Linked DNA regions of Homo sapiens: region 2 is linked to region 1. A link is a contact called in ENCODE Hi-C or POLR2A ChIA-PET data. All regions are on one chromosome and are shown on one strand. Each heading gives the region's core, a stretch centred on a gene start or an enhancer-like site at or near the end of the contact. The rest is flanking DNA. Distances are from core to core; before and after follow the strand shown. Region 1 holds the start of SLC16A13 (solute carrier family 16 member 13). Region 2 holds the start of CHD3 (chromodomain helicase DNA binding protein 3).

Evidence for each region. A loop is a pair of places that touch in the nucleus more often than their neighbours do. ChIA-PET counts read pairs that join two places held with the same protein, here RNA polymerase II (POLR2A). Pooled maps may share reads with other maps.
Region 2: a pooled map shows a loop between it and region 1 (4-fold over the local background). The contact joins the promoter of CHD3 here to the promoter of SLC16A13 in region 1. A Hi-C loop is called at or near these places in 1 of 50 pooled maps. POLR2A ChIA-PET finds 5 or more read pairs at or near these places in 3 of 52 experiments (MCF 10A, activated T-cell and activated naive CD8-positive, alpha-beta T cell).

What each region holds. Positions count from the first base shown.
Region 1 is chr17:7,033,313-7,038,104 of GRCh38, reverse strand. It overlaps SLC16A13 (solute carrier family 16 member 13), which reads right to left and starts at 2,090. Exons shown (of 4, transcript NM_201566.3): 1 at 1,524-2,090; 2 at 1,235-1,378. The coding sequence starts at 1,722. RefSeq lists enhancers at 1,523-1,762, 2,493-2,542, 2,151-2,651.
Region 2 is chr17:7,886,036-7,890,827 of GRCh38, reverse strand. CHD3 (chromodomain helicase DNA binding protein 3) reads right to left here and starts at 2,039. Exons shown (of 40, transcript NM_001005273.3): 1 at 1,728-2,039; 2 at 1,052-1,164; 3 at 87-257. The coding sequence starts at 1,827. RefSeq lists an enhancer at 1,038-1,607 and a silencer at 3,017-3,176.

The DNA of each region.
Region 1 (4,792 bases), core at 841-3,340:
GCACACAGTAATCCCCGCATTGCCCAGCAGCAGAATGTAGCACTTGCTTCGGAGTCCCACAGACCTGGGATACAATCTTGGCTTGGATACTTCATAGCTGTGTAACCTTGTGTGTTTTACTTAACACCCCCAGCCTCAACCTTCTCAACTGCAAAATGTAATAATACACTTTTTGGGATTGTGGAAGATTAGAGACAAAGTTTGTAAGGTAACTAGCACAGAACTTTGGAGTTAGACCTGGGCTCTACCATTTCTAGCTGTGTGACCTTCATTTGCCAAGTTGTATAAGCTTTAAAGCTTTTCCCCAGCTGTAAATCCAATAATGATATCGATTTCACAGTCACAGTACCTAGCACCTTTTTTTTTCTTTTTTTTTTTTGAGACGGAGTCTCGCTCTGTCGCCCAGGCTGGAGTGCAGTGGTGCAATCTCGGCTCACTGCAAGCTCTGCTTCCCGGGTTCACACCATTCTCCTGCCTCAGCCTCCCGAGTAGCTGGGACTACAGTCACCTGCCACCACGCCCAGCTAATTTTTTGTGTTTTTAGTAGAGACGTGATTTCACCGTGTTAGCCAGGATGGTCTTGATCTCCTGACCTCGTGATCCGCCCGCCTCGGCCTCCCAAAGTGCTGGGATTACAGGCGTGAGCCACCGTGCCTGGCCCCTAGCACCATTTTATAGTAATTCTTCCTTTTACACTCCAGTCCCATTAGCCCTGGGCTTCTGGGCTTGTATACTTGGTTTCATCTTTTTTTTTTTTTTTTTTGAGACAGAATCTTGCTCTGTCGCCCAGGCTGGAGTGCAGTGGTGCGATCTTGGCTCACTGCAACCTCCGCCTCCCGGGTTCAAGCGATTCTCCTGCCTCAGCCTCCCGAGTAACTGGGATTAGCGCCACCAGGCCCGGCTAATTTTTGTATTTTTGTAGAGACGGGGTTTCACCATGTTGGCCAGGCTGGTCTCAAACTCCTGACCTCGTGATCCACCCGCCTCGGCTTCCCAAAGTGCTGGGATTACAGGCGTGAGCCACCGTGCCCGGCCAGGTTTCATCATCCTTGAATTTCCTAATTCCTCACCATGTTTGTCGCTTTAGTCATTCCTATTAAGAATTCCCTTCTGGGTACAGGTGCTAGCTAAACTTTCCCTCAGCTTCTCCCCGAACCCTTTGGAAGGAGCAGGAAGGAGGTGAACATCCAACGATCTAAGCATTTGACTCTCCTGCCCTTGTGCAGGCTCTCACCTGACAGCAACCCAATACTCAGGTATAGGTGGGTCAAGGAAGTAGCAAAAGAGGCGAGCAGCATCCCCAGCGCAGCCAAGATGCCTCCAGTCATCACCACGGGCCTGGGCCCGAACTTCGTGCTCAGGGCACTGCCTACCGGGCCTGAGGAAGTGGAAGGGGCGCTGCGAGAAGATCTCAGGGGTCTCCCCCCCAGCATCTCCCGCCCCTCGCCCTTCCACTTCCCAGTCGCCGCATTCCCTCTCCCTTCCGAGGGTCGCAGTCCGCCAGATCCAGGCGCCGCACTCACTCCCAAACTGCTGCACCGCGATTCCTATGGAGGCGATCCAGGAGACGCGCGCTGCCTGCTCCTCAAACGCCGCCACAAACTCCACGAAGAAGACCCCAAAGGAGCGGAGCACCCCAAACACAAGCGCCGACTGGAAGAACGCTGAGAGCACCACCACCCATCCCCAGCCCCCGTCGGGGGGCTCTGTCCTGCGCGCCATCTAAGCGGTAACAGGGCTGCTGCCACCCAGAGCCTCTGCAGGAGCCGGGTTCTGGACGCCGCACCTCTGCACACCCACCCCCGCTGCCGGGTGGCTCGGGGCCGAGAGGGGTTGGAGAGGCAGGTAGAGAGGAAGGGCCCGACGAGGCGGCGAGAGGCCCCTGCACCTTTTCCCAAGGCGGGGCGATATAGGACTGAAGACCTGGCCCGCGCTGGCCGGGCCAGAGTCTCCCGGGGGCGTGGTTCCGCGAGCTCGGAGCTGAGCTAGTTCAAGCCGGGGCCGGATCGGTCCCGGTTCGGTGTTCGGCTGGGAGCCAGAGGGTGGAACTGAGTTTGGGCCCCACCCCTGGAGCGCGCCAGTTTCCGTGTAGATGATCTATTTTATCACTGGGGTGTCCGGGCCGGGCCACCCTGGAGCTCGCCAATGAGGACGCGGGGCTCCCGGGCAGGGGCGGAACGAGAAGGGCAGGGCGGGATTTAGGCATTGTTGGGGACCAGCAGTGAATGGGCGCATGCGTAAGGAGGGGCGTTAGGAGGCTGACTAGGTAGGGCCCCACGTGACGCGGGGACTGCCAGGAAGCTTCCGTCTCCTCTTCACCTAGCGGGCCAAGTCATCCCCGTTTCAGCACCCAGAGCCACACGGAAGGGTTAGTGGTGGGTAAACTGGGTCTGGAGAGGAGAGGACTCTCTTGCTTTAATGAGGGGTCCAGGAATTGCAAGGCCCTGTTGGGGGTAGGGGAGGGGTTAGGAGATGAGACTCAAACGAAGTGTTTGGCGCAGCGCCTGAAGCCACTAACACGCAGCCCTAGGCACGCAGACCTAGAAGCCTGGATCCCTGAGAAGTTCAACGGCTAAGGGAAGAGAGAAGGGGAATGAGTTGGACTCCTGGCGTTCATTTCTGTAGTGGGAACTCGTTCCTGTCACTTCTGTTCCCACTAACAGGAAACCTACAGGTCACAGAGACCAAAAATAACTGAGGAGAGGAAGGGCGGCTGTAAGCTCACACAGGGCCCCACCAACACCACCTACCTCTTCCTCACTGGGGCTGGAACCTTTTCCTCTGCCCTCTAGTAACAACCACTTCCTAACCACCTTTTTTGATCTGATGGTGGGGTAGACTAAAGAGACAAACTATGACCCTGGCCACTGGAGCAGTCAGCCCCCTCTTACCCAAGTAGTCCTCAGGCCCCTAGCAAACACTCCCCAGTCCTTCCCAGTCTCCATAACACCAATGGCTTGGATTTCCTGTTCCTTCATTATAAGCCATACTTCCCAGGACCCTGACCTTGAAACCGTGGACTCAATGTTCACTCCCAGATTACTGGGGAAAGCAGCAAACAAGAAGTGGAGGCAGGGAGGGAGGTGTGTAGTCTTAAAAGACATATTGAGCCTTAAATAATTTTATATGTGGGAAATAAAAGTAATCATCAATAATACACATATATACTTTCTAAGAGTCAAAATGTCGGCTGGTGGGGAATATGCCAAAGATACAGAAATTGCTGTGGCTGTATTACATAGTGATTAAGAACTCGGGTCTTTAGAATCAGATCACAGTTCCAGTCTTTTATTTATTTATTTATTTATTTATTTATTTATTTATTTATTTATTTTGAGATGGAGTCTTGCTCTGTGGCCCAGGCTGGAGTGCAGTGGCATGATCTTGGCTCACTGCAACCTCCACCTCCCGGGTTCAAGTGATTCTCCTGCCTCAGTCTCCTGAGTTTCTGGGATTACAGGCTCCCACCACAACGCCCAGTTAATTTTGGTATTTTTAGTAGAGACGAGGTCTCACCATGTTGGCCACGCTGGTCTCGAACTCCTGACCTCAAGTGATCCACCAGCCTTGGCCTCCCAAAGTTCTGGGATTACAGGCGTGAGCCACCGTGCCTGGCCCAGTTCCAATCTTGACTTTATTACTTAACTCGATCAAGATGCTGAATCTCTCAGTTGGTTTCCCCATCTGTAAACTGGGGATAATAGTACCTACTATTAAGCGTTGCCCAAGGGGTTCAGTTAGAAAATCCATGCACTAAAAATGCTTAGTTTATGTGCTGACATGCAGCAGGAGCCAAGTAATATTAGCTTAGCTGGTCTTATTGGTGTTATTTTCAACAGGGGATAAGCTGCTGTAGTGGGAAGTGAAGGAAGGTTTTAGTTTAGTGTTTTTTTTTTTGTTTTTTGTTTTTTGTTTTGAGATGGAGTTTTGCTCTTGTCTCCCAGGCTGGAGTGCAATGGCATGATCTCGGCTCACTGCGACCTCCACCTCCTGGGTTCAAGTGATTCTCCTGCCTCAGTCTCCCGAATAGGTGGGACTACAGGTGTTTGCCACTATGCCTGGCTAAATTTTTTGTATTTTTAGTAGAGACAGGGTTTCACCATTTTGGTCAGGCTGGTCTCGAACTCCTGACCTCAGGTGATCTGCCTGCCTGGGCCTCCCAAAGTGCTGGGATTATAGGCGTGAGCCACCATGCCCTGCCTAGTTTTTGTTTTTTGATTAAAAAAAAAAAAAATCTAATCCAGGTCATGGGTTTAAAAAGATTGAGAAACGACCACTGCGATGGTTTGAATGTTACCTCCAAAAACTCATATTGAAACTTAATCCCCAACTTGGCGGTACTGAGAGGTGGAAACTTTAAAAGGTGATTGGATGGGATTAATGGATTAATTAATCCCCATGAATTAGCCCACCATAATGGATTAATAGGTTAACAGATTAACCCCATCATAAAGGACTAAAAGGTTAATAGATTAATGGGTTATCATGGGAGGGGAATTGTCGGCTTTTTCAGACAGATCCAAGCTAGAACATTAGCATGCTTAGCCCCCTTTGCCATGTGACACCCTGTGCCACAGAGAGTCCATATCAGCAAGAAAACCCTCACTAGAGGGTGAGGCCCCTGGACCTTGGATTTCTCAGCCTCCATACTATAAGAAATAAATTCATTTTCTTTATAAATTACCCAGTTTCAGATAATCTGTTGTAAGCAACAGAAAATGAACTGAATGAGACAGAAAACTGGTACCAAGAAGTGGGGTGTTGCTGATAATGAATAACGGAAAATGATGAA
Region 2 (4,792 bases), core at 790-3,289, 850 kb before region 1:
CATTCTCCAGTCCAGTCTCCATTCCTCCCCTCCTCATGCCCGTCTTTAATGCAGATTTCTCACTCTCATTCCCTAATTCTACTCACCTTTTGCCCCCCATCTCCCTCCCCCTTTTTCCGCCGCTTTGTCTTCTTCTCCTTTTTTTCTCGGTGCTTCCTTCTTCGTTTCCGACCCGGTCCGGTTCCATATTCACTGCCCCCACTCTCTGACTTCTCCCGGTACTCATCTCGCTCAGAACCAAATTCCTCCTCACTGTCCTAAGAGAAAGAAATAAAAATAACATTTATTCATCCCTACCATTGCCAGAAACTGTTCTCAGCACATACCATATCTTACCTCTTTTAATCTTCACAACAATCCTGTGATAGTAACTAATTTTTTATCTCCTTTTTTTTTTTGGAGATGGAGTCTTGCTCTGTCACCCATGCTGGAGTGCACTGACGTGATCTCGGCTCACTGCAACCTCCACCTCCCGGGTTCAAGCGATTCTCCTGCCTCAGCCTCCTGTGTAGCTGGGATTACAGACGTACCACCGCGCCCGGCTGATTTTTGTATTTTTAGTAGAGACGGAGTTTCACCACATTGGCCAGGCTTGTCGCGAACTCCTGACCTCAAATGATCTACCCGGCTCAGCCTCCCAAAGTGCTGGGATTACAGGCGTGAGCCACTGCAACCGGCCTTTATCTACTTTTTACAGATGAGGAAACTAAGGCACAGAGAGCCAAATAAACGGCCTGGTATCCTAGACAGAGGAATGCTGGACTCTTGAATTCATACAGTCTTCCAGAGCTTGTGCTTTCAACTGCTTCTCTTTGCTGCTGAGGACACACTGACAACGAGGCTCTTCACTAGGTTGCAGTGAATGAAGTTAGGGTCCCAGATCCCTGAGATACAGGCCAACAGTGGCAGGGAAGTGGGGGGCCCGGGGGATCAAGCCTCCCTGGCTTCAGAACCCCACCCCCACACCAGTAATCAGGACCAGAGAAAATGTAGGTCTCTGAGAATGGGTCTCTTGAGCCTTGCCACAGAGTTAGGAATTCTTGACACTTACACGCTTCTTGCGTTTTCGGGGTTTTCCTGGCTTGTTCTCCTTCTGCTTCTTGGGTCCTCGTTTTCTCTTCTTCACACCCAATGCTGACGGCAGCAGCCGAATGTCATCCTTATCTTTGAAGCAAAAAGCATCAGAAAACCTAAGCCTCTAGGTTTCCAGCCTCTGAGGCCCCTCAACTTGCCCCTTCCCCACCTCGGCAGTTCCCACTCTCTAGGAAGCATTAACTCCTCCAAGCCCTGCCTCCCTTCACTGGATGCAAACAGAAAGTGTTTCGAGTACTCTGGGATGCTCTGGTTCTGAATGGGAGGTCAGGGGTCAGAAGAGAAGAGCAGCCAAACCACTCCCCTCCCTCCCCTCCTACTAACAAGAGACCAGGCTCCAGGCCATGGGCTCTGACTGTGGCAGGTCCTTTCAGTCACCGCCAGGGCTCCTCCTGCCTTCCCCCTCACTTCGCCAGCTGGCATCCTGCCCAGGAACTGGGGAAGCCATGCCCAGCTGCTGGCCTGGCCTGACCCCAGCACTTGGAGTGGGGAGACACAAGCTGGCAGCTCCCTAAGCCAGATGCTGGGGAGGGAGAGCCAAAGGTGGACACCTGGGTTCTCACACTAACACCCTGGGGCCCTGACATCCTTTTGCCAAGAGGGAGGCCTCTATTTACATTTCCTCGGATAATTACCAGGCATCCTGTCACCCCAACACAGTCCTGGAGGAAAAGAAATCCTCAGCTGGTCATTTTTACTTCTTGCCCACAGGATCACAGTGTCTGCCGCCTTCATCACACAGGAGAAAGTCTCCACAATTACCTAAATATTCCTCCTCCCAAGTAGCCTAAAACCTACCTTCAATTCTATTCCCATCTCCCTGCTCCCTTTGGGAACTAGGGGGCCATACCCTTTGTTTCCCGATCTCACCCTTCACCTCCATATTTTGTTCCAGATATCCTGACCCATTCATCTATACGCAGTATGGGAGACCCAAACAAAGATATAGGCACAGACAGACACACCCAGCATATGCCTTCTCAAAAGCACGCGCGCGCACGCGCGCACCCACACCCACACACACTCTCAGGCCCACAAATCCAGAGGATGGCCTGTACCTGCTTCAGCAGGGATAGGTCCCTGGCTTTCTCCCCAGATGTCTCTGCCAGAGGACCCCAGGCCCCCCACCCCATTATCTGTGAAGGTGTCACTCTGTGAAGGCTTGGGGAACGGAACGGAGAGTTACCCCACATAAAGGAAGACAGGATGCCCCACAGACCTGGGGCCCTGGGGCTCTGGTTCACGTCCCTCCCCTACCAAGCACTAGACTAACCAGCCAGACCTGTCTAGTACAGAGAGAGGCAGCCGATGCAAGATGGGAAAGCCTGGGCTTGGCCCAGCCCCTAGCTCTAGGACACACAATCCTTTCTCCTTCCCTCAACAGCCAACGGAAAATTAGCCACAATTAACACCAGAGGCCTCCGTTTCCACTGCCTCAGAGTCGCTGCCTCGCCTTCCTTCAGTGCCACCTTTCCTGCTAACTCCAGCATCCTGTGTCCCCTTGTGCAGGAAGACACTCTAGGACTGTGTGCGTGTGTGCAGGGGGGTGGCTGCCAGAGCCCGGGTGTGAAACGGAATGGGGACTGTAATAGGAAGTCAGCAAGGAAGGCGCCATGCCCCAGCAGCCGGCTCCCCCTGGCCCCAGGGACTTCGGTTGACTTGAACATGGAAACGCAGGCTGCCGAGGCAGTGGCAAGGGCAGGCCAACTGGCTAAGGTTCAGGGACACGGCCTCGGCCACCACCAGCCAGGGGTGGTGCACAAGCCGGTTCACTCTACTCCCCACCCCAGCGGGAGGTTCCCGAACTTGGGCAGGCGTCGGTGGCGGGAGAGGCAAAGCGAGAACGGCAAGGAAAAGCAAGGAAGGGTAATAAAGCAAATCTAAGTCCCAACCTCGGTCTCAGCAGCCACTCAATGCTGGCCTGGAGCCCAGACTCTCCCACATCCCCGGCTCGGATCTCAGGGAGGCAGGGAGGAGAGAGGCGGGGGCCGGAGGGCGCAGGGCGGAGCCTGGCCGCCCGAGCAAGCGGGAGGAGTCTCGGCCGAAGCCTCGCCTCCCGCCCGCCCCTCTCTTCTTCTAATCTCACCATCAATCTCTCACACATATATTTATTTTTTCTCAAATTCCCCTCCCTCCCCCACAACGCACCACCATAATAGGTCTGCTGCACATGCGTACTGCAGGCAGGGGGTGGGTTTGTATTTTCAGACCTTTTGCAAAGAAACTACCAGAATTTTCCGCACCACCCACAATCATTCCCCACCCCCACCCCCAAGGAATCACATCTATATATTATGTTATATTATTTCTCTCGACTTGCCAGAAGGGGGAGGGAGAAGAAATGAGTTTTTGGCTTCCTGCTCCCTTCCCCCACCAACACGACTGCTATTATTTTAAACGTTTAACAATGTAAGGAGACTGGAGAGAGGGGGAAGGGATAAAATTGGTCTTGAGTAAGAATGTAAAACAAAATGGTGAGAATCAAAGCAGTCGGAATGGAAAACAATGGAAATCTCTCCTGTGCACAAATGCATACTCTAGACAAGGAAGAGCGAGGGCAGCCTGAACAAATTTCCTTAGAGGAGGGTTCTTTTCCCCACACTTAGGTAGACAGAAATAATGAGTGTGCTAAAAATAATTTCCCGAAGTTTTACCTCCGAAAGTCATCTGAGGGGGTGTATCTGGGTCACTCATTCGACTTGGAGGGCTGAAAGGGAGATAAAAATTGCCCAGGGGGAGAGGGGAGGTGGGTTTTCATTTCAGTTGTAAAATGTAAGCAGCCTCTGACGTCTCTTCTGGTCTATTCAGAAAGCCAAGAGGGAAAGGGGAGGCCGGGTTGACACAAAGACCCATCTCAACCTCGGATCCTTTCACGCTTCTCTCCCCAACGTACCCAGATCCGGGACCCACACCACCCCACCCCAGACTCCAAGTCCCAATACAAATAGGTGAGCGCTGCCAAGCCCCTGGCAGGACCTGACGGCCTTTCTTTCCCTCTTTTCAGCGCCTCTGCCGGAGGCAACCCCAAAGGCACCCTCTCCCCACAACTCCTCATTCCTCCTCCTCCTGCCAAGGCAGGGGGCTCTCTGGGAGAACTTTTTCAAAACTTTACCCTTTTTCAGACAAGCTTGGGGGGCGGGGAGACTTTATCCAGTTTCCAGGAGACACACATCCCTCCCCGACCCACAAGAAAGCACCCCCCGCTCCCCCAAAGGTCGTCTCGGCTAGACAGGAACGTTTGCCACAGAAGCCACACGGATCAATATGACAGTTTTACAAAGAGCCCGGAGTTGGCCGTTTTGAAGTTTGGTGCATTTGTGCCGCATGGCAGCCAGAGGCCCGGGGGTGCGGAGGTCCCCCTGCTGTTCCCCAAGCAGGGGGTGTGGACACCCAGATGCTCACCTATCCCAAAGAAGACTAGAAATCACTCCACTAGGAGGGTGGTCTGAGGGGGACACCGCTGGGCGCCTGACGCGGCGCAGCGGTCTGGAGAGCGCCGCCCAGAGAGTGCCGCCGGGTGACTTGTCACCTCGGGGGACGGGTGCTGAGTGATGGTCAAGCTGCAGAACAGCTGGGTGGGCAGTTCACGCCCCCCAACGTGCTCAGGGAGTGGGTGGTTTCAGCGAGAGAGTGAGTGACAGTGAATGGCAGCCACGTGAGAGTCACAGCTGGGCAGCTTGGCCACCCCAGACTGACGGGG